Linked DNA regions of Mus musculus: regions 1, 2, 3, 5 and 6 are each linked to region 4. The links are chromatin loops, found by intact Hi-C in ENCODE. Cell type or tissue: left cerebral cortex. All regions are shown on one strand. Region 1 holds the start of Snhg1 (small nucleolar RNA host gene 1). Region 2 has its middle 6.0 kb from the start of Slc22a8. Region 3 has its middle 26 kb from the start of Slc22a8. Region 4 holds the start of Chrm1 (cholinergic receptor, muscarinic 1, CNS). Region 5 holds the start of Slc3a2 (solute carrier family 3 (activators of dibasic and neutral amino acid transport), member 2). Region 6 has its middle 15 kb from the start of Slc22a8.

Region 1 (5,000 bases), 60 kb before region 4:
TTCTATGAAAGTCATCATATATACACAAAGTACGTTCTCAGTTAGGTCCCCCCACCCCAGTCCAATGCTATGCACATACACCACACCACACACTGGAATCACTCACCTGTAAACCCACAAGTATGGCACTGCTAACAGAACCTGGAGAAAAATAACAAACCTTGAAAAGGCTGGATATAAGGCCCTTGCCCCCACACTACCCTTTGGTTTCTCAGGTGTTCCTGTGTTTTCATTAGCAGTCATAGTGAGCTAGTTTGATTCATCATAGAAACAGCAAACCTAGTGAACAAACCCCATCCAAAATAATCTAACTAACCTTTGAATGCCTGAGATTTGTCACCAGGAAAACCTGTGGAAGAGTAACAAGTAGTTATTTTCAACCATCAGGACAGAATTACAATCTGTCTGTCAGCACTAACTGCCATCAGAACTCTAACATGCTATAAATTCACACCTTCACGGAGTGTTCAGTGTCATCATTTCAAATCATCTGACAGTTGAGTTTTTAAGAGAACAAAGGCCTTAACATAATGTGTCCTCTAGAAATACAAATAGTAAGCAGCAAAAAAGTGTTGTGCTGCTTCAATGTCTGTCTTGACTATTTTCCCTAGGGAAACCCTAAGCTCTACTTGGACAATTACCTGCACTCATCCTGGGAGGTAGCTCGAACTCTTCATGTTGTCACAGCACCCTGGAAACAGAGAAACAATGTCATTTTTAAATGTAATCACAGCCACCTCAGCACCTTCTTTCTTCAGCCCATTTCAGTAGTAAGATGACATCATTGCAACTCAGCCATATGCTTGTCATTTACATTGTTCATCATTAAGTGGCCATCTAAATATGTTCCCTAAGGAAGCACCAACCATCAATACCTACCTGACTACAAGCAAAACGTGTTATTTGTAAAATTGAACAGGCCTGGCTCCAAAGTGTAAAGGGCTTTGAGATGAACCACATCTAGAACAGAAAAAAAAAACCCCAAACTTCAATAAAAGACTTTATGCCAAACAATCCAAATACCTGCCACAGATTGTGCTACTCAGAGAATTTTTGTTTTCTCCACTAAACCATCAGAAAGAGAGAGTTCAGTTTTCATATCATCCCCGTAGCACACACACAACTTATACTCAACAACCAAAAAAATCTGGTAAAACCATTAACACTACTTACTCTGAAAAGAGAGCGTACACCCATCCTTTTGTAAGGTGGCACCTCAAACCTGTAGAGAAGTTAGCATCGGGTTACTTCTACACCAAGAAATCTCTAAAGGATGAGAAGGCTGTGATGTAGGGCCAGCCTCCTCAGAGTTACTTATCCTCACAGATATATCAGTACAGGTCTGTGAAAAGGTCCTCATCATAGGGGGTGGCCTTGCACTGCCGCCACCATTTTGTCCTTCACAAAATCCTGTCATCTTTAGGTCTTGAATGCCCTAACATGGTCTCCCCGCTAAGACTACGGAACAGATTACCAAAGTCCACATTTATTAACGCTGCCCACGAGGGTCTTTTAAATCACCAGAAATAAACATTACGTAAGAAAATACAGGCGGCGGTTCACAACAGTGACAGATAGGTGTTTGTGATAAAAGCCAGCCGCAGTTATAGGAAAGCTGATTAAGAGAAAGACAAGAGCCAGGCGTGGTGGCGCACGACTTTAATCGCAGCACTCGGGTGGCAGAGGCAGGCGGATTTTAGTTCGAGGCCACCCTGGTCTATAAAGTGAGTTTCAGCAGGACAGCCAGGACTATACAGAGAAACCCTGTCTCGAAAAACCAAAAAAAAAAAAAAAAAGAGAAAGACAAGAAAAAAACAAAGTGAAAACTACAGCACATAAAGACGTAGAGTACTTACCCCGAACAAGGAAAAATGAGGCCGACAAGAACAACGTGTGGCCTATAAATAGCATCTCGCAAAGGCCCACGGGATTTGGAGGTGGGACTAGGACTCACGCAGGCGCTAAGGTAAGCGGTGTGCGAGCCGGAGGAATTGTGGGTAGAGGAATCCGCCCAAAGGGGCGTGCGGAGAGCTCCGCCTCTGATTTTGCAGCGCGAAAAAGAGGCGCAGGCGCTTTAGGGGAGTGCGACGCTACGCCTTTGGCGCTGCGGCTAGGCGGTTCTTACTCACTGCGGGTAAAACGTCATCGCTGGAGATTTTGGTTCGCGACCCATACAGCTCGACTGTCTGGGTCACAACTACCAATATCCATACGTTGAGGCGATTTCTCACCCTCACTCACGCTAAGCCGCGTGTTGATCCATCTCTATGGATCCTGAACCTACTGAACACTCCACCGACGGTGTCTCGGTTCCCCGCCAGCCGCCCAGCGCGCAGACGGGGCTTGATGTCCAGGTTGTCAGCGCAGCGGGCGACTCAGGTACTGGGCCCTGGGCTGAGCTCGGTTGGATTTTCGCTTCCTTGCATGAAGCCTTTTAGGGAAACCCAGTCGGGACTAGAAGCCCTACGTCATTCTGGAGACCGATTTTTGTGTTTTGCTTCCTGGTCTATTTTCGCCATGTTCTTGGCCCGGATTGAATGAAGTAGGGCCAGCATTTAGATGTCATTTATGGAGCATGTTGCATGTTTTGTTTTTAGCAGTGCTATAGATTAAAGCTGCTGCTATGTGCATGTGTAGATAAGTGCTATACTACTGAGGCTGACAATTCTCCACACAACTGGGCTTACCGTTTAAAGCACCCAATATGAGTTAATATTCCACACTCCTAAAAGTTAGGGATAACCCTCATTTTATGCATGGGTGGTCTTAGATATAAAGAGCTCTGGGGGGAACAATCATTAGAATTTACCAGTTTTCTAAGTCGCAGCTATAGACTGGTTATTGAGAGTGTGCAGTAGCATTATAGTCATATGCATATAGCAAACATCTATATGCAGAAGCTTGCCTTTCGAACAATTATCATTACTCTCATACTAATTGCTCTTCTGCATGACCTCACTTAATAATCCAAGTTGGAAGGTGGTAAGGTACAGTTATGGGTGAGAAGCTCGGGTCCCAGAGAGGTTAAGTCATTTGCTGACTGTTACCCAGATAAACAGTATCAGATCCAAGGTATAAATCCAGGCAGCCTGATTTCAAAATCAGCACTTGCAGAAGACCCTGGTTCAATTCCCAGCTAGTAGCCATCTGCAGTTCCAGTTCCAAGGGATCCAGTACCCACTTCTGGCCTCCATGGGCACCTGACACACACGTGGTACATACACATCTAAAGTTTAATTAAGAAAAAATAATGCTGGGCATGTTGATTCATGCCTTTAGTCCCGCCCTAGGGATGCAGGCTCAGGAGGAGTTTGAGGAGCTCAGCGGCTCAGCATGTACCACATAATGAGTTCTTGTCAGCCAGGGCTACATAGTTGAAACCCTGTCTCAAAAAAGAAAAAAAAAGTATTTTAATTTTTGTCTTTTTTTTTTTGGCTTTTCGAGACAGGGTTTCTCTGTATAGCCCTGGCTGTCCTGGAACTCACTTTGTAGATCAGGCTGGCCTCGAACTCAGAAATCCGCCTGCCTCTGTCTCCCGAGTTCTGGGATTAAAGGCATACGCCACCACGCCCAGCTTTGTCTTTGTTTTTTGAGACAGGATTTTCCTGTGTAGTCCTAGCTGTCCTAGAACTTACTTTATAGACTAGTCTGGCCTCAAACTCACAGAGATCCACCTGCCTCTACCTCTTGAGTGCTGGGATTAAAGGTGTGCAACATCACAGCCCAGCTTTTTTTTTAGCGTGGATTCTGTAGTGTTTACAACTGGGGTTGAAGTGATGATTCAGCAGTTCAGATCAAATGGTGTTCTTGTAGAGGACCTAAGTTTAGTTCTTAGTACCCATGTTATGTGGCTTATAGCCACCTGAACCCCAGCTCCAGGCAATCTAACTCTTCTGGCCTTTTTGGGCACCTGTACACATGTGGCATATATTTGTGAATACACAAACATACACATAAATAAAAATTAAAAGGAAAAGAAAACAAAAGCAAACCAAAACAGAATCATTCCATTTTCCAGATGAGAAGAGTGATATGCACATACACACGTGTGTGTGTGTGTGTGTGTGTGTGTGTGTGTGTGTGTGTGTGTGAGAATGTATGTATGTATGTATGTATGTATGTATGTCTGTCTATATATCCAACAGGATCTGGGAGAAGGGAACCAATAAATAAGGCAACTCTGTCTGCCTCCCTAGTGCTGGGATTAAAGGCATGCCACCACACTTGGCTCATATAAGCATTCTTGACTGAAATACTATTTTCATTTCCTAGAATTCTCTTTTGAGTTATTTGTTCTTTAATTAATAAGTTGAATAAAATCATGTGTTTCATCTTGTGTTTATATTGAGCTGTGTTTCAACTTTTAAAAATTACACCTTAACTCATTGCTTTTTTTCTTATTTATTCGTGTGTGTGTGTGTGTGTGTGTGTGTGTGGCTGTATGTTGTGGATGGGGGAGTGTGCATGCTTTAGCATATCTGGAAGTCACAGGTCAACTTAGAGGAGTCAGTTCTGTCCTTACAGTTTGGGTCCCAGGGGTTGAACTCAGGCCCTCAGGGTTGTGGAGCAAGTATTTTTACCCGATGAGACTTCACACAGCCCATGGTTTTGTTTTTGAGTCATGTTCTTAGGTAGCCTGGGTTGGCCTGGAACTCGATATCTAGCCGAGGATGAGCTGGCTTTGAACTTCGGATCCTCGTGCCTCTACTTTGAGGACTGAGACTGCAGGTGTGTGCCACGATACCAGGTTTTACGAGGCAGCGAGGTTCAAACCCAGGACTTTCTCTGTTCTAGCCAGCCCGCCACTAGCTGAGACACAGTCCCAATCTTACCCCTACGGCTTTTGTTGAACTGTCACTCGCCAGTTTGTTCCCTTCTAGTCCATTCTTCTAAATTGTAGCTTGAATGTTCAATTCACAGCACCCACATGGCAGCTAACAACTATCTGTAACTTCAGTTCCAGGGAATCTGACACCTTCTTCTGGTCTCCAAGGGCACCA
Region 2 (5,000 bases), 75 kb after region 4:
GGCTCAGTGGTACCCAGGTTTACTTAGTTCAGCATCTGAGTCTCTCGCCTCTTACGTTTATTTTATGGGCAGACTGGCTCCCCGTAGCTGCCGCCTACCTGTTCCACATCCACTCAGAGGTTTAAGGCAGGGACTTAGCCTGTGCATCCCCTGCATGGCCGCTTAGAATGTTCATAGGTGAGGATGGTTAGGCTAACCTCTCAAGGTCCAGGAGCTGCATTTCTATAGTGACTGAGAAGGTGCCTCTCAGCCCTGGGATTGAACACTAACTAATTTGAGAACCTCAAATTCAGCCCTTATCCTGGAGCAGCTCCAAAAACAAAAGTAGTTTGTGTGTGGGGTATCTTCTTGCTGGACTTGGGTAAAAGGATGTTCTCTGTCCTTAAAACCCAACTCCTCGAGAGTCCGGGAGTCAAAGCTGGTTGTCAACCCAGTCCTGTCCCGAACTCGCCTACCTCTCTCTCTCTCTCTCTCTTTTTTTTTTTTTGCTTTCAACATGACAGATGCCACTGTGTCCTTCATTAAGGACTTCTTGGCTTGTGGAGTGGCCTCGGCCATCTCCAAGACAGCGGTAGCACCCATCATCGAGAGGGTCAAGCTGCTGCAGCAGGTGCATCATGCCAGCAAGCAAATCACAGCAGATAAGCAATACAAGAACATTATAGACTGCGTGGTTCATATCCCCAAGGAACAGGGAGACTGTCCTTCTGGTGTGGGAACCTGGCCAATGTCATCAGATACTTCCCCACCCAGGCTCTCAACTTTGCCTTCAAAGATAAATACAAGCAGATCTTTCTGGGTGGTGTGGACAAGAGGACCCAGTTTTGGTGCTACTTTGCAGGGAACCTGGCATCAGGTGGTGCCACTGGGGCTACATCCTTGTGCTTTGTGTACCCTCTTGATTTTGCCTGTACCGGTCTAGCAGTTGATGTGGGTAAAGCTGGAGCTGAAAGGGAATTCAAAGGCCTTGGTGACTGCCTGGTTAAGATCTACAAATCCGATGGGATTAAGGGCCTGATGAACCAAGCTTTAATGTGTCAGTACAGGGCATTATCATCTACCAAGCTGCCTACTTTGGTATCTATGACACTACAAGAATACCGTTGTATGATGATGCAGTTTGGACACAAAGGAACTGATATCATGTACACAGGCACACTTGACTGCTAGCGGAAGATCGCTCGAGATGAAGGAAGCAAGGCTTTCTTCAAGGGCGCATGGTACAACGTTCTCAGAGGCATGCCTTTGTGCTTGTCTTGTACGATGAGATCAAGAAGTACACATAATATGTCCTAGGTGTTCTCCCTGAGAACAGGCATGTTGTATAGTATACCTTATCTTGAACATTCTGGACAGATTCTCTGGGCTTGTCTGTTTTATCAATGGCAACTACTTACCAGTTGAAAAGTGGGAAGCAATAATATTTATCTGACCAGTTTTCTCCTAAAGCCATTTCTATAATGACAATAATGATGGGACTCAATTATATTTTTTTATTTCAGTCACTCCTGATAATAAAAAATTGAAGAAAAAAATATCCAAAGCAAAAAAAAAAAAAAAAAAAAAAACCAACCAAACCAAACAAACAATAAAACCCAACTCCTCTCCCCTCCACAGACCCATCCTACAGTTGTCTTCCTGGGGATGAGACAGCCCAGGTAAGGAGACTTTCACAGGGCTGGCCATTTGCTAGCCGGACTTGGGTAGTGATAATCATCTAGTTAAACCTCAATTTTCTTACCTGCAAGATGGGGCTATAGTTGGGGTCTTATGTAAAGTATATAAACCCACAGAACCAAACACATGGAACTTAGTTTGAGGGTCAGGCCTGAGGAAACAGGTTCCAGGAGAGCTGAGCCTTACATAGAATGAGAGAAGAAAATGTTCTTAGTAGGCAAGAGTGTTGCCTTACCAGGCAGAGACTGGAGCCTGTGAGGTCTTCTTAGTCAACTGGAATAAATAGATTCTGGCCCAGCCAATTCCTTCCTGAGTCCACCATGTAGTCAAGCAGCCTGGGCCTCAGCTGTCACCTCAGCTGTCACAGCACAGGTTTACAGGACCCTTCCTGGACATACATTCATAGAGATCATGTTATTATAACAGGAGCCTGGTGGCTGAGTGAGGCTAGGAATGGCTCTTGATGGGCAGCTCCAAAGGAGTGGCAGGGGAAGTCACCCCCTTCTGGTTTCCATCACAAACTGCACTTCTTCCTTGAAGATGGAGGCTGTTCAGGAGGCTGAGCCCAGCACTGGCTTTTATGGATTTGGAGGGAGTGAGGACACGGGGCAAGCACTCTGAGGAGTTGAGGGAAAGGACCTGGTGTCAGTGCTGCAGACCTTAATCCTAGCACCCAGGAGGATGAGGCTAGCCTGGCCTGCATAGTAAGACTCTGTCTGAAAAAATGACAAACCAACCAAACTAAAACAGCAAGCCTCCCAAATCCCCCACCCAAAAGAATCCTCTTCAAAGAATCACAAACAACAAATAACACTGAAAAACTACCAGCAACCCATAACAAAAATAATCACTACTACAAAAAGAACTCAAGTGGGGGGGATCCCAGGCCTGAGCGCTTAGCTTCAAGGTGATGAGCCAAGTGCCATGGCCTTAGTTGCCCCAGCACAGTTTCCTGCTCATCAAAGGCCTTATGCTAGGGATGGCAGACTTCAGTGCTGAAGGGCTGAGGGACTGAGGGGCTGAGGGATTGAGGGTATATGAACGAATTGGCGAGGTCAGACTGTGTGTGCGCGTGTGTGTGTCTGTGTGTATGTTTGTGTGTGTATTTGTAACTGTCAGACTCTCTCTCTCTCTCTCTCTCTCTCTCTCTGTGACTGTGTGTTTGTGACTCTCTCTCTCTGTCTGTGTGTGTGTGTGTGTGTGTGAGAGAGAGAGAGAGAGAGAGAGAGAGAGAGAGAGAGAGAGAAGGGGAGGTGTCCATAAAGAACTGGGGGGGGGGGCATGTGTCTGTGAAGAGCTGTAGAAAGTGTGTGTGCTTGCATGTGTGTTTATGTCCCTGAAGCACTGTAAAGCACACGTCCAGTTTAAAGGGGATAGCTGCTGCTCCATACCAGCTGCTGTTGCCATGGGGATATGCAGGCTTTGAGTTGCCAGATCCTCAGATATTTTAAAAATAGCTAGAAATCCGGAATTTTTTTTGTGTGAAAAATTTCCAATTGTGTAGGCGACCCTTCCTCCTACCTTCTGGAATTCCATTGCCTTCTCTGTTTCTACCACTCATGGGGGCCACAGGCTCCATGGAGTCACTCCTTGGAGAGAAAGGTAGGACTGTGTACTGCCTTAGCCTTGTTCTTGAGCCTCCTTCTTGCTGGCTGTAAAGGCCATTTTTGTTGTCAATTTGACTACATCTGGAGTGAATTAAAACCCAACCAGCTGGGTACATCTGTGAGGGATCTTTTTTCTTAATTAAATAATTTGAACTGGGAAGATCCACTTTTGATTGGATCTTCTGAGGTGGGAAGATTCACCTTTAGTTTGGTTCGCATCTTCTTTTGGCAGCCTATATAAAGGACAAGGAAGAAGAAAGCTTGCTCTCTTTGCCTGCTTGTTCTTGATGGGAAGCCCACGCCTTCACTGGCATTAGAGCCAACTTCTTTGGGATTCCAGTGCATACTGAAGACTGGCTGTGACATCCAACTTCACACACAGAACAACTACTGGATTCCTTAATCTTTTGTTGGTAGACAGTCATTGTTGGACTAGCTGAACCACAGCCTGTAAGCCATTCTTATAAATATCACACACACACACACACACACACACACACACACACACACACACACTCCACACTGAATCTCTCTATATAAACTCTTTCTATGAGTTCTGTTTCTCTAGAGAACCCTGACTACTATAGATTTTGGTACCAGAAGTGATTCTAGAGCAACAAGAAGTATAAGTGTAACTTTTTAAAGGATCTGGGATAGGCTTTACAATTTGCCAATACCTCCAGTTACTGAAGCCTCTTCTTGAAGCTTGAAGAGTGCTGAAAGCTCATGGGGTGAACTATTTTACAAAACTAAGGAAACAAATCCATTTGATTATCCTGATCCATTAATTGTGAGAGACAACAGGTTTGGTTACTCTCTATATATCTATCACTTTTGACAGTTTGTAAAAAAAAAATAAATGAAAAATATGGTGCTGATTGGTTGCTCCTAACATCTCTGGATAAACTGACAGAGGAAAAGAATGAGCTTCATGATAAGATTAACCAACTTTAGCATCTCAGAATACAGCGAGGGACAAGGAACTCAGTGATAGGACTGACAGCACCTGATGCACATAAGCAGTTTACGAGCTTCCAAGTGTGCTCTGGAGGAGAATCTTCTCTTCAGCGGTCACAGAGCTCAAGGTACAGAAAATCAAACTGAAGCCTTCATTTTAAGGTTGGCTGAATTACAGTGAAAATTCAAATCCCAGCTTCAGATGGTGTTGGCAGTAAAAGTAAGGACATTAATTGGTACAGAATGAAATCCTGCAACTTGGGGTAGAGATGTGTAGGAGGACCCTATTGAAGCTGAGAACTTTGAACATCAGATTCTCAAGGATTCCTCTCACCTGAGGAAGGAGTCTCTCCACCGTCAGCAGAAGATGTGCTCCTACCTCCAGTCCCTGAAATATTGCCTTTTCTATCTTTAACTGAGGCAATTAATCCTTCATTGTTTGCTAAACTAGCCCCAACTTTCTCTGAAAAAAAAAAAAAAAAAGTCAGGCAAGGCAATTATGGATGCCCCTCAGGGCCCACCTATAGTCACCTTTAGACCTATAATCAAAATTAAGGTTAAGCAGGCTCCTAGAGGGGAAATAGAAAGTGTAGTCCATGAAGAGGTGAAGTACACTTCTAAGGAGCTTAATGAGTTTGCTAATTCATTCAAGCAGAAGTCTGGAGAATATGTGTGGGAATGGATTTTAAGGGTGTGGGATAATGGAGGTAAGAACATAAAACTGAATCAGGCTGGGTTTATTGACATGGGCCCTCTGAG
Region 3 (5,000 bases), 95 kb after region 4:
CTGAATGTCTGTTACAGTATTACCGATACTGCTAAGGACCCTTCCTTTCAGATGAAGGGCTGTGGTTAGGTTGGGTATGTGAGGGGTGTTGGTTCTTCTGGATATTGCAGGGAGAATCAGTATTTTTTTTTTTTTTTTCTTCCTATTCTTGTTTCGCGTGTTTCTCCTCCCTCTCCCTCTCCCTCTCCCTCTCCCCTCTTTTCCCCTCCTCCTCTCTCCTTCTCCCCTCTCTCCCTTTCCCTATCTCCCTCTCCTTCTCCCTCTTTCTCCCCTTCCCTCCCCTTTCTTTTTTCCTCTCTCCGTATTTTAACTTTCACTACGTAACTCATGCTGTTCTTAAACTGGTGATCCTTTTACCCGGCCTCTCCAGTCCTTGGGGATTATAGACACACAAAAATATTTTTTTTTGTTTTTTTTCTTTTCTTTTCTTTTCTTTTTTTTTTTTTTGTTTGGTTTTTCAAGACAGGGTGGTTTTTCTCTGTGTAGTCCTGGCTGTCCTGGAACTCACTTTGTAGACCAGGCTGGCCTCGAACTCAGAAATCTGCCTGCCTCTGCCTCCCAAGTGCTGGGATTAAAGGTGTGGGTCACCACTGCCTGGCACACACAAAAATTTTTTTTTGTTTTTTTGTTTGTTTGTTTTGTTTTGTTTTGTTTTGTTTTTTTTTGACACAGGGTCTGGCTCACCTGAAACCTGCTATGAGGATTAGGTTGGCCTCACACACATAGAGATCTGCCCACTTCTGCCTCTCTCTCTCCTGTGTAGGCTTGGCTGTCTTGGAAGTTGCTTTCTAGACCAGGCTGGCCTTGAACTTATAGAGATCCGTCTGCCTCTGCCTCTCAAGTGCTGAGACTAAAGGCATGTGCCACTACTGTCTGGCAGTGAGATGTTTTAAAATTATTGAGAATGACCATGGTATGAACTCCATGACAGCTGTGCTTATTATTAAATTATTAAATGTTATATTAAATTTAATATTAAATTAATTAGTATTATTAAATTATTAACGTATGTGCCAGCACATTTCTGTAACACCCCGGAAAGATGTAGCAATGACTTTTTCTGGAAATCTTGTTGGACATTCCATGGGTTTGAGTCCAGAAGGTTCCACTGATCTGAGCATTTACCTCAGGCAGTGAATGGAGACTGGGGGCCAGCTGGTCACATTTAGGTCTGTGTTCTTGGAGGCCTGAGGATGACCCAGCCCCTGGCTAAACTTGTTTTATGATAATTTTTAAATCTTCATTAGGCAGTAATCAGTTTTAAGTTCCAATATGTTAAGCAGAGCATTATTTTTGGCCTGTATGGAGAGACTAAGACAACAATTGTCACTGCCCTGTATATAGTAAGAGGACATTGTTGCACGGCAAAACAAAACACAACACAATTACTTTCCTTGGCACTGGAAATGGATCCCACCTGGCTCCTGTTTATCACCCAGCCTTCATGTTCTGATATATATCTTTATTTCAGAAGTTAGTACTGAATACTGGCTTCCTTATGGCACTCTCTCTCTCTCTCTCACACACACACACACTGTTTTACTTTGTTTTTATTTGTCTCCCTTCAGCTTTGCTCTACTCTGTGTTTTGATATATTTATTTGTTACTGTCTGCCATTCCCTGCACTCTCCTCCCCCCTCCCCCATTAGATTATAACGATTCTTTTTTGAGGGCGAAGACTTTGCCTGGATCTCAATGTCAGCTAGATCCCTGGCCGGTGCTCTGTGGGTAGTCAGGTGGTTTGCAATCTAGGGCTGGGCAGGTAGCGCCGTGGGCGGGTACCGTGCATGAGGCTTTGGGTTTGATCTGAGCTCCACATGACCTGGCTGACTCCTGTGATTCCAGCTCTTGCAGGTGCTCGAGGAGTAGCAAGAGTTCAGGGCCAGCCTTATTTACAGCAAATTGGAACTTCCCTTAGCCTTTGTGAAACTGTTACAACCAACAACCATGTTTACAATACATGTAATGATGTATGCCAACACTTAGACAAGGAAACTCGGTTGTTCAGTACTCTGTTCTTATTGACTTTCAGGTTTTTTTTTTTTTTTCCCACCAAGGAAATGTTGCCAGGAGGAAAGACTGAGATTTCGCCTCTTCCTATTGTTCTTGTCTCATGCTGACCCCTGGTGGCCCTCTTCACACATGACTTTCTGTCTAGAAGATGATGTCACATAATGAGCAAAAACAGTGTTCAGAGTTTGGAATCTGGGTTGAGTTCCATCTCTTGAGCCCTGCACGTGGTCCTCTGACCGCCACATGTGCTCTGAGATATGTATGCATGTGTCATGTGTGCACATACACAACCAAGCAAATAAAAGTGTTTAGGGGCTGGAGACGTGGCTCAGCTGTTAGAGGGCTTGTTGCTTTTGCAGAGAACCCAAGTTCAGTTTTTAGCACCCACATCAGGAAGCTCACAATTCCTGTAACTCCAGTTCTAGGGGACCTGGTGTCCCTCTCTGGCTTCTGCAGGCACCGCACTCACAGGCACACCCACTCCCCACACATACAAGTGATTAAAAATAAAAAGAAAATCATCTTAAAAGAAAAGTTTGGGAATCTGAGCATTTGCTCTTCTCTTTCAGAACAGTGGAGTGTAGGCTGAAGGGTGAGTCATTTTGGACCACAATGATGAAGGCAGTATCCTAGAGATGACAGAAGAACAAACTGAATTGATGTACTGGGTTAAGAAGTTTTCACTGGGGCTCAAAAGGAGAAGAGGAGGGGAGACTGCACAGAATACATACACTCACACCTCACTGTCCAGAAAACAATGCTGCTGAAGAGCCTTAGGCCACACTTTTCTGCAAGACAGGCTGAGAACTGCAGCCCCCACCTCTGTGGCCAGAAATCCGTTATAGAAGAACAAAAACTGGATTTTGGGACTTAGCTGGCAGGTGGTTCTCCCCCCTCCCCCACAGATCATCAAAGCAGCTAGGGTTAAATAGTCTGACTTATAAATGGACTGATTTGTTTGTTTGTTTGTTTGTTTTTTTTTTAAATGAAGGCGAAGGCTTCAAGTCCAGACTCAAGCCTCTGGCCATTATCCTTATATCCTTTGTTTGTAATTAAGCTTAATTGGTGACATCAGTGTTTGGAGCTTGTGGCTCAATGCCTGCCCTGGTGACATTATCTTAGCGTTGTCTCTGGCTGATGTCCTATCAGTAGGCTTATGCTGAATTTGTCTGTTGCATTATTAGACGTCTTTGCTTGCCTGATTATCATCTCATTATATTTAGCAGGGCCATCTGGAGGCTTCATCTGCTAGGAGACGGAGGAAGAAGTCTGGGTGGTCAGCTGTCTCCTTGTTACATAGGGCTGATGAGTCACTCACTTGGAAAACATTGCTGATGTCTGCCCCTTCTTCTTGGTGGCTTTATGAGACCACCAAGGCCAGCTTACTGCTGGGGCTCTGTGTTTTCCATTCTTCATATACTCTCCAGGGTGTGAAGCACGTGTTCTCTCTATACCCATACACAGAAACAAATGCATGTATATACTCACAGACTGACATGTCCTTAACAAATGGAGCAAAAGCTCAAATAGATATTTCTTTAAAATGAACTAAAAGGGTCAGTCATGCTGGCACTCACTTTTACCTCTAGCACTCAGGAGGCAGAGGCAGCTGGAGCTCCAAGAGTCTGAGGCCAGCCTGGGCTACATAGTGAGTTCCAGGACAGCCAAAGCTACATAGTGAGATCTCATGTCTCAAAAACAAACAAACAAACAAGCAAACACTCCCCTAAATAAACATAAAGCTTCAAAATCGACTAAAGTCAATCCTTTACTTTTTTTGCGTGTGTTTTAACACACATTTTGCATACTTTGTATTAAATTTTCATTTGTGATTGTGAATTCTTGGAATGCTTTTACACTTGGCTTTTTTGAAAATTAAAAGTTATTTATTTTGTGTGCATGGGGTGTTTTGTCTGCCTGTATGTGCATGCCTAGTGCCCAGAGAAGCCAGAAGAGGGTGTTGGATCCCCTGCGACTAGAGTTACAGATAGTAGTGAGCCATCATGTGGGTGAAAATTTAAACCCAGATTCTCTGGAAAAGCAGCCTGTGTTCTTACCTGCTGAGTCATCATTCCAGCCCCATCTCGGCTTTTAAGTTAACATTCTTCCCCTTACATATTTCATCCTGTCCCTCTTATTCTTCTCCAAGTCTCCTCCATCATGCAATGCTACCTGAAATTGAAAAAATAAGACATTTTCTTTATGAATAATTTGGTATATTTGTCTAATATACATAAGTGCTGACTGTAAAGGGACAGCCTCTCAAGCAATGTAATTGTACTGTTTTGTCTATCCATTGGCACAAATGGATATCACAGCTTAGGTCAGATCAGGGATTGTACAGACCCCAAGTGTCAGGATTCACCACTGAGTTTTCACTGTAGGCTTCATTATAGACAGACCATGGAACTTGTCTTTACCTCTAGGACAAGGACATAAAGATGACAAACAAGGGTAGAGATACAATTGTCTCATCCCCCAAGAAGGTCCTTTTCCCAGGTTGGGCATTTAGACGAAAGCCCCCATTCTGTCAGGGGCTTGAAGAAATTTCCTGCTTGCTAAAAAGGGAGTCATTCTCCTTATCTCTGGCAAAGGAGCTTGTGGCCCTTCCACAAACACATGACTGTGTTATCACTTAACTTGTCAAGGTCAGTCTGGCTCCCTCAGTCCCAGCTCACAAGCCTACTTTCTCCTTGGTCCCATTTAACCCTGAACATCTTTCCCTGTCACTTTTCCTTGCTTTCCCAGGAGGCAGCTTTGGCAGTTTGGAATAAACTTTTTCCTTTTTTCACCCACGGAACAGCTATTTTGGTTTCCTTACTGCGCCCATTTTCATTCAACAATCACTTGCAGTGTGTACCATTTTTGAGTGGAAAAAGCCAGTTCTCTCAGGAACATCTGTCCAATACTGTAGGATCAAAGCAGTGCCACTTTGCCACAGATCGTAATGGAGATAATGTCCTCTTCATCACTGGAAGAAAATATAT
Region 4 (5,000 bases):
GTATGTACATGGGGTCACTCTTCAACTAGGTGCTGGTAGCCAGGGCTGCCTCCTGCCCTTCCCCTTCTGCCTTTAGTGTGCTGGGGGATCTGCTAACCACACAGCCATCTAATCTCTTCTGAAGTCTAGGTTGAGTTTCCTAAGAAGGTCTTTACCTCTTCTGCCAGCTAAAGCACAGAAAAACATCAGATAAATCCACTGAGAAGCAGCAGACAGGGTGTTTGTAGCAGCCAATGCCCACTGCTAGAGAGCCCTCTTGGCCTCTAGACCCCTCCCTGGCCACCTCCCCTTTCAAGAATCCACCCCCATTCCTGTCTCATCCTTGTCCCTGCCCTGTCTCAGAGGACCCTGATGCTTCTGCACCCAGCTCAACACAGCCCCTCCCAAGCCCTTCCAAATGTACTCACCATGGGACCGGAGAGGGGTCTGTAGGGTCCTCAGCTTCAGTGCTTCTCCGGGGGCCTGCAGTGTCTCCTGGGACCCAAACACCTGGCTCCCGGGGGGAGCTGCGCCCTGTGCTGGCAGCCGGAGAGGCACAGCCAGTGATTGGCATGTCCCACCCCCTGGCACGCCAGCCTTGGGGGGGAGGGAGGAAGGGAAAGAGAGGGAGGGAGGAAAGGGAGGAAAGAAAGGGAGGGGGAGCAGGAGGGAAGCCTCAGGCAGCATCTGGGGTTGGACTAAGTCCTGGAGTGTGCCCCCCTTGTCCACAAGGGCACCCACTTTGAGCCTCGAGAGGGAGGAGGCAGGACATGAGGAAAGAGAGCCCAGGAAAGCTAAAAGTCCAAGAGGAGAGAGAAGGCGGATACAGGGAGACAAACACCCACACCCACTGCACACAGACTGGCGGCACACACACACACACACACACACACACACACACACACACACACACCCTCTCACAAAGGCACACTCTGTTTCCCGGGCACCTTCCCCCACCCAACCGGAAAGCCCCCAACTCCTGTGCACCATGTCCCAACACACATGCCCCGACACACATGCCCCATTATTCACATGCCTGCTTCCTTTGCATACCCTCCCCCCATGAACATGCCCACGCGCCCACCCACCCACCCACCCAGCCACACACCCTGCTCTTCCTCCCTGCTGTGAGGGAGCTAAATTCCTTCTGTTTGAAAATGACACATTGGGCCTCACGTGAGAGGTTCCAACTTGGACCAGACCCAGAGGGCTGGCTCACCCACCCTGGGACGGAGTGACATGCCCGCATGCTGGGCAGTGCACTCTGGTGTATGGAAAGGTCTGGTGTGAGGGTATATGTGTATCTGGTTTGTGGAGCACTGGAGAAACTGTGTTTGTTCCATATGCTGTTCAGGGTCCGGCATGTGTAGTATGACATGTGTGCTCATGTCATTATGCAGCCTACGTAAATCCAGGTGTGACCCTGCCAATCTGGAGCCAGAACGCATGTGGGAGCGTGTGTCTGTGCTCAGTGTATGTCTGAGTGTTGCCCAACTGTGGAATTGGCTAATTTTGACAAGTGAGGTAGCATCTACCTCCCTGACTGCTCCACCTCCAGCTTCCCCTTGGTAGACAGACAGACAGGCAGACAGACTGCTCTCCTCCCTGCTTGTCAAACTGTCTCCCCTGACTCCCACTTTAGGTTCACAGGTGTGTACCTGGGAAGTACGAGCCACTCCTCCTCTCAGCCTACGGTTTGACCCTCATCCCCCCTCCCCCCCAGGCTGGTTTGGATTTCTGTGTAGAGTCTCCTTGGAGATAGAGACAACCCCTGGGGGCTTTGTCATAGGGACCTGGGTCCAGCAATGCCCCAATAGAGACTTCCTGGAGAGCTGACCACCGAGGAGAATTGGAAACACTAAAAGCTCCTGTGTGTTTTGCCCCATGGGCTGTGATGAAGCCCTGGGAGGGAGGTGGGAAGGACCGAAATCAAGATTGCCTTTATGGAGGAGAGAAAGCTAAAGGTAGGTTCCAGGTGAGCTCTAAGCTCAGGGTTTTGGAGTCCGGGGCACACCCATTCTTCCTTCTCTCTTCATTTTCCTACCAATGTTGAGACTGGAGCTCAGTTGCCAAAGGAACCAGAAAAGGAAGAAATTGACGACGACTCTGGGGCTTGGGCCAGCAGATACGGGACACAGGTGGCAGGTACGTGTGGGGGCATCTGTACTCTTGAGGCTGCCAAGGGGTACCCAGTGCGCCTTCTCTCTGTGTTTGGTCATATACTACAGTTTGGGGCGGAGGGGGTGTCGGGGTCAGAGGATCTGAACAGCTCCTCCTCCCACCTTCGGTGGCATTAGACCCTTAGGGTTAGGTCAGAAAACAAGCAGTCTCTGTGGCAGGCTGCCCCCTACTGGGCCATCCTTAGGTTGCGGGCTGCATGTTGGGAGAGCCGTGGGGGTGCGTGTACTTGTGCGTGTACACGTGGTTTAGAGTGGGGGAGTTAGGCCTCCACATCCATTTCCGAGTCTGAATCAAGCTTCCTCTTTGCCCCCTTCCCCCATTCTTCTTGCTCTCCCTTTTCTCCCACCGCCTCTGCACATGTCCCTTTAGAAATAAAAACACTTATTTTGTGGGCGGGAGGGGAGGGTGTCCAGCTTTCCTCTGCCTCCTCCTGAGTGTCCTCATCTTTGGTCCGTGCAGCGTTCTGGAGTCTGTGCAGCTACAGAAGAAGGGGTCTATAGCCCCGTACCTCCTGTTGTATCACGCTTTTTGCATTCCCGCCTAGCTTGGCTAGGTCTCCTCATACCAGTTGGGGAAACTGAGGCACGAGGGAAGAAGGGAGGCAGCGCGGGGAGAAGAGCTCCCGCCCGGCTCGCTCGCCACCCCCGCACTCGCGCCGGATTTAGCCGCAGGGAGGCTGGGAACATTGTCTTTATTTTAAGCCGCCGAGTGCGGCACGAACGCGGCTGCTCCCGACAAAGGGCTTCGCTAAGCGGCTGCAGGCGGCGCACGTGGGGGTCCGGCCCGGCCCCCACGTGACCCCCCTCTCTGCTGCCCAGACCCTCTTCAGCATTTTTCCCCTCTGTTCAGGTGGGGGCGGGTCTACACAGGACTCGGGGTCTGCGCTCCTGCTGGTTGCTATTTTTGATCAGCATTGGATGACTCGGCCCAATCATAAATGCTTCTAAGTAGGAAAAGAAAGAAAGAAAGAAAGGAAAAAAAGAAAGAAAGAAAGAAAGAAAAAAGAAAAAGAGCGAAGTTGTCCTGGGTTCGAATCCAACCGTAGGTTGGTTCATTCGAACTGCCTGACAAGTCAGAGCTTGTCTCTAGGTCTGTTTAATCAGTTTCGTGGGAGTAGAAGTGCCTCCTCCCTTGGTGGGACAGTTACATCAACCAGCACTTTCAGCGTCTGAAAGAGAAAGCCATTATTGTTACTTATAGTAGGTACTGAGTGCTTGCTTCCGCCGGGCTTTCCTAAGCGCTTTACTTTAATTAACCTGTCGCTCAATGTTTTGTGTGGTAGGCCTTTTCTTACTCCCATTTTACAGATTGAATAGATTAACAAAAACAAAGCAAAACAACAACAAAAAACAAACAAACAAACAAACAAACAAAAAACAAAACCAAAAAAACGTGCCTCGGGCTTTGTGGAGGGTTCAGTGTGCCTGAACAATCCTGGGCCTGGGAAGCCCAGCAGGGTTGGCCGCTCGCAGGCTGCAAGTTTGCAGGAAGGAAGGGCTAGTATTTTCCTTACAAAGTTAAAATTCTATTTATGATGTATGGTATGGGCTCATGTGCGTGCAACACCCGTGCCATAGCGCTCAGGTGGAGGTCAGAGGATAACTTGCAGGAGCCGGTTCTCTCCTTTCACCGTGTAGGTCCTGGGGATTCAATTCAGGTGTGTCAGGTTGGGAGTAAGCACCTCGCGTCCTTGACCTCCATGGGGTGGGGCGTGTTCATGTAGAGCGTTGTACCCATTTTTACTTACATCCTTATCCTCGGTTTCAGTCCAGGAAAGGATTTAAAACCCCACTAAACCTTCAGGGTGCCGCTTCCTTCGCACTAAAGGATGATGGAGGCCTTGGGAAGGGAGGCCAGTTCTTTCAGTTTTACCTGGCCTGTGATGTGCAGGTGGTCCTGAGGGCCCTTGAGGAGGGAAGGCAGCAGGCCAGAGATGTCACCACTTCTGAGGGCATATAGACTACCCGACAGCATGTCTTTTCATTTCTTCCTTTGCCCAAAGTCTTTAGTTTTAACCTTCCCAGACCTTCCCCTACACTCCAACAGACTGTTTTCTAGATTTGAAAGGAAAAGCTACAATCCAGGTTGGGGCTGCAGACCTGCTAGGCCTGGGTAAACTCAGCCACAACAAAATTATGGGTCCAGAAATTGAGATTTTACAGTCTGGTTCTTAAGATGATCGAATGTAGACAGTCTACTCAACCAATTTTCCACCTTCCCAGCCAATTGAGTCCCGTTCCTCTTAGCAGGTGTGACTTGGAAGCAGTGTCTGTCTATCTCATGCCTCACAGCTCAGAACTTTCAGGAACCTGGGTCCAGCAGAGCATGTAGGGTCTGGTCCAGGATTTGCGCACTGAGAACTGAACCTCAAAATTGTGTTCTTTCTTACAAGGTGGCTCTAAATAACCCCTATTCCTGCCTATGAGGACAGGACTCAGAGCTCAGGAACCACTTGTGGCTGCCTAGGAGTTGGATGCATCTTAGAAGCCTCATCCAGATTCAGGGAAGAGGCGGTGAAACTTCCGACATCGGTTTGGAAATTGATGAATCTTCACTCGGCCACATGATCAAAAAGCAAGTTGGGAAAGAAAGGGTTTATTTGGCTTACAGTTCCAGAGTTCACCAACCTATTTTTTTTTTTTAACCCTCCCCAGAAGGAAAACAGTAATACTGTCTTGGTGGAGGTGCATCAGGAATGGTATATGACTTCCACCCAGAAGGCGAGAGGAGCTGGCTTCTTGTCTGTTATGTGCCGTCCCAGGTTCTGGCACACTAGAGCCAGGGCACCTGTGTGCAGGTCAGAGAACAATTCGTGGGGGCCAGAGACGGAGCTCAGGTTA
Region 5 (5,000 bases), 51 kb before region 4:
TGACCCTTAGCCTCTTCCCTCTTCCTAGGAGCTGGTGTATAGACTTTTCTCTAGTGAGGCCGGGGAGGACTTTGGGAATTCAAAAGGACAGTGGCAGGTGATGAGACTTTTCATATCCCTTCCTCTCTACTGTTCTGGCCTTGGCTTCTGCTTTCTTCCAAATACATAGCAATCTTGGCTGCCGGCCTACGTGGGGAGAGGGAGAAAGGACCTGTTGTTTCCTTCCGATTCTCTCTGAAAATAACCTAATTGGAACACAAAGTTCCTGAAATTGTTGGCACCTCCTAGAGTTGATGTTCACTTTTCACTTGTCCCTGCTGCTAACCCAGTCTGCCCCATTTACCCTTCCTCTTGCCAAGGACCTCTGCCGGGGGAATTTGAGAAACTTTCAAAGTGTGAGGGAACTAAGCTGGTTCCAGGGCCTAGCATAGTCAACTGATGTAGCCCGGCACACTAGAGGGTTTGAGAGTTATTGCAAGGTGGTTAAGAGTTAGAACAGGGGCTGGAGAGATGGCTCAGCAGTTAAGAGCACTCACTGCTCTTTCAAAGGTCCCGAGTTCAATTCCCAGGAACCACATGGTGGCTCACAACCATCTGTAACGAGTTCTGACGCCCTCTTCTGGTACATCTGAAGACAGCTACAGTGTAGTCACATATAATAAGTGAGTAAATAGTTCTTCTGGTGCATCTGAAGACAGCTACAGTGTAGTCACATATAATAAGTGAGTAAATAGTTAAAAAATAGTAAATAGTTAAAAAAAAAAGAAAAAAAGAGTTAGAACAGCTTGTATATTAAAAGGGTAGGTGCCTCAATACCTTCGGAATGTTTATTACAGCCCCATTAATCTCTTCTGGATGCCTGATTCCCAGTAATCCAACATTCTTGCTAGTAACTAGGGTAAGATAATAAGGGTAGTGACCACTTCAATTCTGCAGTTGAATTTTAAAATCAAGAAGAACGGATTAGAGTTGATCCTATGCAGTTGATGAAGCAAAGGATTGGAGTGGGTGCCCAGTAAATAGTTGCTGCCTGAGGAATTAAATTCAAGGAGTCTTGAAAGGTGAGTACGTGTAAGCCCCGAGGAGAATCCAGGAACTCAGCTAAGTCCGGAGTATGAGAAGATGTACGTAAAGCAGAAGTGAGATGTAGTGCCAAGGTCTGTGTGAAGTTGGGGAGATCAGCCTGAGCCGTGCTTGGGGCGAAGGGATCACGATGTGGATGGAGACTGGTGTCATCTTGTGGAGAGAAAAGAGGCCTCGCAGGGTAAGGGGCCGGAAGGTCGGAGGAGGGGCTTTGAAACCTGGTCAAGACAAATTCACGTTTGTTATTCTAAGGGTTTCTGACCACAAGCTCCCCTTCCCAGACTCTTGCAGGAATAAGCGTTAGGGATAGACGGGAGTATTCAGCGAGGCTGGAGGTGCGAAAAGACTTCTCTGCATCTCTTTAAGAGGCGGACCGGGGCGGAGTCCTGGGTCACTTCCCCGCCGCCACACCCGCCCAGCGGCAGAAGCAGTTAGGAAGCTCTGCTAGCCTCACGGCCACGGGACGCCTCTCTGAACGGGGATCCAGGCAGGATTAGAGCTGCCTCACTGACTACAGGCCGTGTCGTGTCACCGTTTCTGCAGGCACCATGAGCCAGGACACCGAAGTGGACATGAAAGATGTGGAGCTGAACGAGCTAGAACCGGAGAAGCAGCCCATGAATGCAGCGGACGGGGCGGCGGCCGGGGAGAAGAACGGTCTGGTGAAGATCAAGGTGGCGGAGGACGAGACGGAGGCCGGGGTCAAGTTCACCGGCTTATCCAAGGAGGAGCTACTGAAGGTAGCGGGCAGCCCTGGCTGGGTGCGCACCCGCTGGGCGCTGCTGCTGCTCTTCTGGCTCGGTTGGCTGGGCATGCTGGCGGGCGCCGTGGTTATCATCGTTCGGGCGCCGCGCTGCCGTGAGCTGCCTGTACAGAGGTGGTGGCACAAGGGCGCCCTCTACCGCATCGGCGACCTTCAGGCCTTTGTAGGCCGGGATGCGGGAGGCATAGCTGGTGAGTAGGGTGTGCACCCTCATCCCTTGCCCCCATGAATCCCTCGTTTAATCGGGCATTCTGCTGCTTTTTTCCTTCCTCCTCGTCTTCTCTAGAACGCTGGTGATTCTTTACTGCAACCTATTTTTTTTGGGACGACTCCCTGGCAAAAATCCCCCCCCCTTTCTTTAAAAAAAAAAAAAAAAAAACGCTAGCCGGACCCCTACTTCTTCCTAAGGGTGCCTGACTCAGCACATCATCTTTCTCCTCTCCCCTCCCCCAACCACGCGGCCCTGAGCCAGTTCAAACCAGTTTCTGAAGTAATGTGTGAGACTCCTTGCGTCAGCTACTTTGTCTCATGATCCAACCCGCGTCAGAGGGAGTCGGGAAGTGGTGGAGAGAATGTGGAGGCTGGAGGCTTTTCATGCCCTATTGGTTAACCCAACCCTCTCCTCCTAGGTCTGAAGAGCCATCTGGAGTACTTGAGCACCCTGAAGGTGAAGGGCCTGGTGTTAGGCCCAATTCACAAGAACCAGAAGGATGAAATCAATGAAACCGACCTGAAACAGATTAATCCCACTTTGGGCTCCCAGGAAGATTTTAAAGACCTTCTACAAAGTGCCAAGAAAAAGAGTAGGTCTTTCTAAGGAACTAGAAAGGGTTTGGCATTCTGGCCCAGAAACAGGATAGAGTTTTTGTCTGATTTTTCTCCTAACTGGCTCAGTTTTTTTGTGTCAGGCACAAGGGGGAATATGTTATGATTTACACTAAAAAATGTGCTTCATGCGTGAGCGTAATTTTTATGTATTTATTTTGGTTTTGGTTCTCAGGTAGGGTCTCACCATGTAATTGGTTGGCCTGTACCTGACTACCATGACCAGGCCGGATGAGAGTTTACAGAGCTCCCCTGGTCCCGAGTGCTAGACTTAAGTGTGTCACCATGGCTCGATAAAATAAATGGCTTTTAAATGTATAAAGTAGATCCTATATATAGAAGAGATTCAAATGCTGCTTTAGAGTTCACTATAGAGGGCTGACAACGTAGCTCAGTTTGTAAGAGTGCTTGTCTAGGATCCATGAAGACCTGAGTTTGATTCCTCAGCACAACACAAGCAGCATGTGCCTATAACCCCACACTTGGGAAGGAGATGTAGGGGCTTATTTATCCTCAGGCAGCCCGCCCACATACACAGAACCCTGACTTCATGGGAGGGGAAAATAAGAAAGAAACCAAAACCTCAGTATGGAAACTTGTGTGTGTGTGTGTGTGTGGGCGGAGGAGGAACTGCTCTAGTATAAAACCACCTGAGGGCTTTTGTGGGTTTCCTTCAGATTCTGTGCAAACCGTATGTAGGTTCACCTAGTAACCTGTGTTCAAGTTCCTTGTTTCCTCTTCTTCCCCAAAGGAGTTCTCTCAACTCGTTATTTTTCTAGGCATTCACATCATTTTGGACCTCACTCCCAACTACCAGGGCCAGAATGCGTGGTTCCTCCCTGCTCAGGCTGACATTGTAGCCACCAAAATGAAGGTGAGGTTTTATGGCCGACAGCATACAGATGTTGGTGCTGTGTGGATTTATTCACAGCAAGCCTCCTGTGCACTGTGTGGTTCTCCCAAGCAGGAATACCTCTTCCCATAGCCGGAGGGATAGGCCCAGGTGCACGGTGTTCTTCTTGTTTCTGTTCTGACTGCTTTGTGTGTGTGTGTGTGTGTGTATGTGTTTCCTTTACTCTAGAAGTGAGGCTGTGCCAGGAAGGGAATTTCTCAGATGTCAGTCTGGAACTGGAAGTTTAATTTTTCTTTTTGTGATAGGAAGTCTTTTCTTTCTCTGTGGGAACCCTGACCTGACTGGTTTCCCAGTTTTTGTTTGATGTATTTGGAACTGAGCCCAGTCTGAAATTATAAGTACTAGAGTCTTACTGTGTATCTGGTATTTTATCTTCCCCCATATTTTATTATTTTTTAAAGAGTTAACTCCACTATGAATGCTTTTTAAGATTTGTTTTTATGCATGAGTGTTTGTGCACTATGTGCATGTTTGGTACCCCAGCACTTGGGAGTTTAAGGTTATCCTCAGCAATGGAGATCTAGAACACAAATCTCCCAGCAACTAGCAAGAGCCAAATTGGGTGATTATAGGAGTCTCCAGAGGCAAGACAGAAAATAGAAAGGGTATTGGACAGTCAAGAAAGGATATTGGATCCCCTGGAGCTGAAGTTACAGATAGTTGTGAGCTGCTGCTACGTAGGTGCTGGGAACTGAACCTGGCTCCTCTGCAAAAGGGGCAAGCTCTTGACTCTGCGGAAGCTATTACCACTGAGCTCTCTCTCTAGCCTCCTGTCCCAAGTATTTTATAGCTGTTTTCTAATTTGTTTAGTAAACCCACAAAATATTGTCTGTTACTGACAATCTGTTACTGAAGAAACTGAGATGCAGTCACTTCATGTATTCCAAACCGGAAGTCTCAAGGAGTCTTCTCTGGTCTGCCTTTACCTTGAGGTAGTGGCTTAAACTTGGTACTCACCAGGCTAGGGTAAAGCTTCTAATGTCATCCCAGCTTCTGATGCCTACGTTTTAGGACACTGGCAGGTCCAGGGTGGACATAACAAAGGAAAGGCAGGTGCTGACACTTTTGGATTCTTAAGTATGTGGGGGAGACTCCTATAATCACCCAGTTTGGCTCTTGCTAGTTGCTGCGAGATTTGTGTTCTAGATCTCCATTGCTGAGGGTAATCCTAAACTCCCATGTGCTGGGATCCTATACTTAATAGGAAGTTTGTTAAAAGTTACTGATAAGAGAGTTCAAAGTAGTAGAGAAAGCCTGTAGCCTACACTTGAGAGTTGGCGGGAGGCAGGAGGATGAGAAGTTAAGCACAGCCTCAGTTATGCAGTGAGTTGGAGACTGGTCTGAAGTCAGAAAGAAAAGTTACTGATATGTCTTTCAGGTGGTAGCCTCAGGTGAAGATGGGAGAGCAAGTGAGAA
Region 6 (5,000 bases), 84 kb after region 4:
GCTCTGAGCTCAGCCCCGTTTCTACAATATTGTTGATGAATTTCAGATAAGTAAACTTTATCTGAGTTTAGTGAGAAGCCAAAGCTGGGATAGAGGGAGTTTAAGTGGGAGGAGAGAATCAGAATCCAAAGCAATGGGAGTGTTGGGCACTGCTACTTTGTAGCAATGTCACTTCCCACAAGTCAGTTAACGTTTTTCTTTTTCAGAGATGATAATTGAGCTGGGGTCTCACAAATGTCAGGCAAGTGCTCAGCCACTGAGCTGCCCCTACTGCCTGCCTGTCGTGTGTGTGTGTGTGTGTGTGTGTGTGTGTGTGTGTGTGTGTGTGTGTGCGTGTGTTGTTTTAGTTTGCTTTCTATTGCTGTGATAACCAGCATGACTAAAAGCAACTTGGGGAGGAAAAGGTTTATTGCTCCTTACGGCTGTAGTCCATCATTTAAGAGAAGTCAAGGACAGGAACCCGAGGCAGGACACCTGGAGGCAAGAGCTGAAGGATGGAGGATGCTGCTTCCTGGCTTACTTCCCATGGCTTGCTTAGCCTGCTTTTCTATATAACCCAGGACAACTTGCCCATCGGTGACACCAACCCTAGTTTGGTAGGATTTCCCATATCAACTATTAACCAAGAAAATGCCCAACAGACCTGGCTATAGACCAGTCTTATAGGGGTGTTTTTCTCAGTTGAGATTCTCTCCTACTGTGTCAAGTTGACAAAATTACTGATCCGCACAGGTATCTTTCCTCAACCGCTCTTCACCTTTATTTGAACAACAGTTAAAATCTAGTTATGTATATGAACATTTTGCCCTTATGCGTATCTATAAACCACAGTGTTATTATGGATAATTGTGAGCTGCCACATGGATACTGGGACTTGAACCTGGGTCCTCTGGAAGAGAAAGTGCTCTTAACTGATAGACCATCTCTCCAGCCCCTATCTTTCTTCCTCCTCTCCCTCTCCCCCCACCCCTCTCTTTCTTTCTGTCAAGGTCTCTCACTGATTCACCTAGGCCAGCTGGCCAATGCGTTTCAGGAATCCACCTGGCTGCTTCCTCAGAAGTTGAGCTTAGCTTTTTATGTGGGTGCTGGAGACCTGAAGCCAGGTCCTCATGCTTGCGCAGAAGGCATCTTACCAAGTTAGCTGTCTCCCCAGCATGCATAAGCTTTCAGAATTTTGGCTTCCCCATCTGTAAAATTCAGACAATGCCACCTCCACTGCAGTGTTGTGAGGGGTCATGAGACAACTCATGGTTATGATACTAGCCTTGTGTGACTGGTGCAGAATAAGTTCTTAGTAACTGGTGGCTATTAACAGGATTGATGTCAGTGGGAGCTTCTTAAGGGCAGGAGACTTGTCTCTCATTTCAGTACCAGCACCTGGTACTGCGTAGGCACTGAACAAATGTTTGTCAGTGAACAAGATGAATCTGACAGGGATAAATGTCAGTTCCTGCACTCAGATCCAAAGACCCAGCTGCACAGGGCTGCAGTGGGGGAGAGCTGTCTCGGTACCAGTACATGTGAGAAAAATGGAGAGGTTTACACTGGGGAAAATTCTGGCCAATGTGAAGTGGCTATCAAAAAACTAAGCCAGAGCATCATAAGAGGTCCTGTGGACCAGTCTCTAGGGCCACATACCATTCTGTGATGAAGTGTGGAACGGAGCCCCAGACGCGCATTACAGAGAAACCCAGACAGTGGGCTTGGAGAAGTCCTCGTGAGCCGCGTGAGTCCGGGTGGCATTCAGACCTTGCCTCTTGCATTTGCTCTGGACACTATAGTAACAGCGTGGTGCTTCAGTTTCCTTCCCTGTGAAACATTCAAGCCACAGGTTGAACACAGCATGGTTGCTGGGAAAAGACAGGAACCAAGCTCAGTCCTTGCTGGATTTTCTCGCCCATCCTCCTCTCCGAGCTCCCGCTGGGGGCGGCTCACACTGGAGGACAGCTTGCAGGAAAGCTGTGGGTGGTCGGTGGAATCTTTCCATTTTGGGGGTGGGGTGTGATGTTGGGCCAGGATTACATGGATAGCTTCTCCCGCGTAGATCTCCATGCCTTTTTCCTCCTATTGAATCCAATGAACAGATTTGAAAGATCGGTTACCTCTCTGGCCCACGTCCAGACCCGGCCAGCCTCCCTTTCACGTGAGTGCCAGAGTCGGTCCTTACTTTATATGTACAAAACCAGGCTTCTTCTGGTTTTTCTTCCACAAACAGCTTTTGCTAGAGCGCCGGCCTCACGGTCCCTATGCGTCCTCTGGTGGCTTCAGGGAGTCACTGCATTGGCTTTAGCCTAGGATTGGAATCAGACATTTTGGCAAAATCACGCCCTCCATCAACACCAGATGAATGGGGGGAAATATTGTGATATATGTATACAACTGAATTATGTATAAGAATTAAAAAGGATTGGAATGCTGTCACATACTATAACATTAATGAGACCTCCACACATTTTTCTTGGTGAAACAAGATACAAAAGTCAGATAACTAATTTTGCTTATAAGAAGCACTAGAAAGGGAAAAGTAAAATAAATACAGGAATTAGAATAGAGGGTTTCTCATGATGAGAGGGTTTGGAAGGGGACTTTGCTTAATAAGTTCAGCATTCTGTTTTCCATGACAGTCTAGAGATGGGTAGAGGTGAACGTTGCTCAATACCATGGACATGTACTCACAAACATGCATGGTGTCTGTGCGTGCCTGCAATCCCAGCACTCTGGAAACAGATGCAGGAGGGTACATAAGATGCTGTCTCGGAAAACAAAATGGGGCCAGGAGATGGCTCAGTAAAGTACTTGAGGACTTGGATTTCGATCGCCAGCACTCTGGGATTTGTAAAATCAGGGTGTTGATTTTACAGGATCTGCTCCAGATAGCAGATCCCTGGAGATCTTAGCAGCTGTGGTTACCTGCACAAAATCAAGCCAACCAAAATTCCAGCATGGAAGGGAGGGGCCCCAGTAGAGGAGCAGTTGTCAGTTGATGGCTGTGGAGGGACAGAGAGTCATTTTTCTTTCTTCTGGAAGGTTGCTCATGCCCGTGGAGCTCCCCCACCAAGATCATATGAGCAGCACTGATTGGACTTGAGGTTATTAATTACAGTTAAAAAAGACATGAAGTTGGGAGAGAGACAGGGTGGGGGACACTAGGAGGAATTTTAGAGTGGTTCCGGTATGTATTGTATAAATGTATAAAAACTTCAAAGAATAAATTAAAATGTTATTAAAATCAATACATATAGAAACCATTTAGAATAAAATTAGGATAAGGTTTGCCATTTCCAAGCATGGGCAGTTTTATGTCTGTGCTTGCATGTTCATGGATGTGGACGTATGTATACAGATCAGAGGTCAGTGTTGTGTATCTTCCTTGGGTTCTCCACCTTGAGATAGGGTCTCTCTTGAAGCAGCTAGACTGACTGGCTAGTGAGCTCCAGGAATCAATCTTCTAGTCTCCATCTCCTGCTCCCTGATGCTGGGTTTAGAGATATATGACACTTGCACCCTGATTTTAGAATCCATGGGTCCTGAGGATCCAAACCCAGGTCTTTGAACATTTGACTAATGGCCTAGCCACACTTGAGCAAGCACATGCACCCATTGTGTGTGTGTGTGTTTATGTGTGTGTGTATGTTTACATGTGTTTGCATGCTTGTGTCCTTCTGGGTTTTTATTCTTAATGTAAGGGGTTCCTTGCCTTACTGTGAGTGGTCTGAACTGGAGCTAACATTCTAGCATACAGAACAGCACACGTCCTAGGGAGAAAGGAAACTTGAGCATATATTTTGATTTCAAGAAGTGCTGACCCAGAGGAATTTGAAATTTTCTGAGTGGCTTCTTTACAATGTTTTTAAAGTGGAGTTTTATCTTATTTAACCCTTTGATAGAAAAGATAATACATTTTTGTTTATGTTTCTCATAAACATGAGCAGTGTCTGCAGCAATAGAGACTCCACCCCTGTTTCTGAACCACCATCTAGTTCTATTGGAATGCTGAGAGCAGTGGCAATAGCCTGTGTTGTTTTGGCATCTCTGCGGCCTTACTGACTTAGCAACTCACAGGGAGATATCTGTGCCTGGTACTGCGATTTTCATTTAATAACTCATGCCTTTGTGAACAATGTTCTCCACCTACGCTGGTTACTTCTATTCAAATTCTTTTTAAAAAACATTTATTATGTTTTAAAAAACTAGCTTACAAACTAGTGGATTTCCGTACCCCACTCTTACCCTGTTCTCTCCCCAGTAGCCCTAGTGCCACCTAAACTTTTAACCTCAAGCATTCCTCTTGTCTCCTTTCAAGTGGCCTGTGTTCTGCTATCTCTGCTAACGAATTTTGTTTCTTTGGTTGGAAAACCATAGGCTTCCACAGTGTTTTCAAGCATCCTTCATTTTGGCTAAGCTTTGACCATCTTCTCATTTCCTACTCTATGCTTGAAACTTTCTGCTCCCATTAGTAACCCTTTCTACATTCCTTTTTCTACCTTCCTCCACCCCCTTAATGTACTTCTCCCCAGTGGCCTGTCTGTAGTTTCCTGGCTTCCATATGTGCTGCAGATTAAGTACACACAGTAAATAATGAAAATATGAGAGAGAATAGTGACTTTTTTCTGGGCCTGGCTCACTTTACTCAGTATACTGTTTTTTTGTTTGTTTGTTCATTTGTTTGTTTTTGTTTTTTTCAGTATCATTCATTTACCTATAGTTTTCACGATTCATTTTCCTTTATAGATGGGTAATATCCTCACTGTGTTTATGTAATGCATGTCACTATCCGCTCCTCAGGTGGTGACCATCTAGGCTGTTTCCGTTATCGTGACTAGAACAACAATTAACATGGGCATGTGAGTATCTCTGTAGTAGAATGTAGACTTCTTTGGGTATTGTTTAGGAGTGGTGCAGCTGGGTCATATGGTGACTGTCTTTTTAGTCTTTTGAGAAATACCCAGACTGATTGACACAGTGGTGGCATCAATTTACACCCTACCAACAGTGTATGA

The links. Hi-C counts contacts between places; a loop is a spot of excess contacts. Peaks named below come from ENCODE experiments on the same cell type or tissue, not always from the same donor. Only the 100,000 strongest peaks of a DNase experiment are listed, where the experiment ranks them.
Region 1: it touches region 4 in a loop (7-fold over the local background); 2 of 42 quality-filtered maps call a loop at or near these places.
Region 2: it touches region 4 in a loop (4-fold over the local background); 13 of 42 quality-filtered maps call a loop at or near these places.
Region 3: a loop joins it to region 4, with 6 times the contacts of the local background. A loop is called at or near these places in 10 of 42 quality-filtered maps.
Region 5: a loop joins it to region 4, with 2.1 times the contacts of the local background. A loop is called at or near these places in 2 of 42 quality-filtered maps.
Region 6: a loop joins it to region 4, with 6 times the contacts of the local background. A loop is called at or near these places in 12 of 42 quality-filtered maps.

The regions. Positions count from the first base shown.
Region 1 is chr19:8,720,363-8,725,362 of GRCm38, reverse strand. It overlaps Snhg1 (small nucleolar RNA host gene 1), which reads right to left and starts at 1,876. Exons shown (of 10, transcript NR_002896.3): 1 at 1,857-1,876; 2 at 1,174-1,222; 3 at 880-960; 4 at 642-691; 5 at 317-349; 6 at 107-141. LOC115489078 (a small nucleolar RNA gene) reads right to left here and starts at 1,370; the gene lies at 1,299-1,370. LOC115489084 (a small nucleolar RNA gene) reads right to left here and starts at 1,112; the gene lies at 1,038-1,112. It overlaps LOC115489083 (a small nucleolar RNA gene), which reads right to left and starts at 831; the gene lies at 762-831. It also overlaps LOC115489082, LOC115489081, LOC115489086 and a transcript of Slc3a2 not described here. In left cerebral cortex, CTCF peaks have their summits at 2,124 and 2,332; DNase peaks (open chromatin) are centred at 1,618 and 2,014; H3K4me3 peaks cover 3,443 bases; H3K27ac peaks cover 1,744 bases.
Region 2 is chr19:8,584,693-8,589,692 of GRCm38, reverse strand. It overlaps the pseudogene Gm6425. Among named protein-coding and RNA genes, the nearest start is that of Slc22a8, 6.0 kb to the left of the region's middle. In left cerebral cortex, a CTCF peak has its summit at 2,164 (motif pointing left); DNase peaks (open chromatin) are centred at 3,144 and 3,575; H3K27ac peaks cover 927 bases.
Region 3 is chr19:8,564,456-8,569,455 of GRCm38, reverse strand. No RefSeq gene overlaps it. Among named protein-coding and RNA genes, the nearest start is that of Slc22a8, 26 kb to the left of the region's middle. In left cerebral cortex, CTCF peaks have their summits at 2,134 (motif pointing left) and 3,923 (motif pointing right); DNase peaks (open chromatin) are centred at 2,507, 3,277, 4,036, 4,816 and 2 more places; H3K4me3 peaks cover 100 bases; H3K27ac peaks cover 2,095 bases.
Region 4 is chr19:8,659,865-8,664,864 of GRCm38, reverse strand. Chrm1 (cholinergic receptor, muscarinic 1, CNS) reads right to left here and starts at 860. Exons shown (of 3, transcript NM_001112697.1): 1 at 408-860. 9830166K06Rik (RIKEN cDNA 9830166K06 gene) reads left to right here and starts at 1,530. Exons shown (of 3, transcript NR_045314.1): 1 at 1,530-2,124; 2 at 4,553-5,000. In left cerebral cortex, a CTCF peak has its summit at 2,330 (motif pointing left); DNase peaks (open chromatin) are centred at 798, 1,321, 2,419, 2,786 and 1 more place; H3K4me3 peaks cover 2,995 bases; H3K27ac peaks cover 3,573 bases.
Region 5 is chr19:8,710,379-8,715,378 of GRCm38, reverse strand. It overlaps Slc3a2 (solute carrier family 3 (activators of dibasic and neutral amino acid transport), member 2), which reads left to right and starts at 1,482. Exons shown (of 9, transcript NM_008577.4): 1 at 1,482-2,037; 2 at 2,476-2,649; 3 at 3,451-3,545. The coding sequence starts at 1,632. In left cerebral cortex, CTCF peaks have their summits at 608 (motif pointing left) and 1,979; DNase peaks (open chromatin) are centred at 1,505, 1,967 and 2,357; H3K4me3 peaks cover 3,003 bases; H3K27ac peaks cover 2,399 bases.
Region 6 is chr19:8,575,616-8,580,615 of GRCm38, reverse strand. No RefSeq gene overlaps it. Among named protein-coding and RNA genes, the nearest start is that of Slc22a8, 15 kb to the left of the region's middle. In left cerebral cortex, a CTCF peak has its summit at 2,260; DNase peaks (open chromatin) are centred at 1,441 and 1,968; H3K4me3 peaks cover 749 bases; H3K27ac peaks cover 2,564 bases.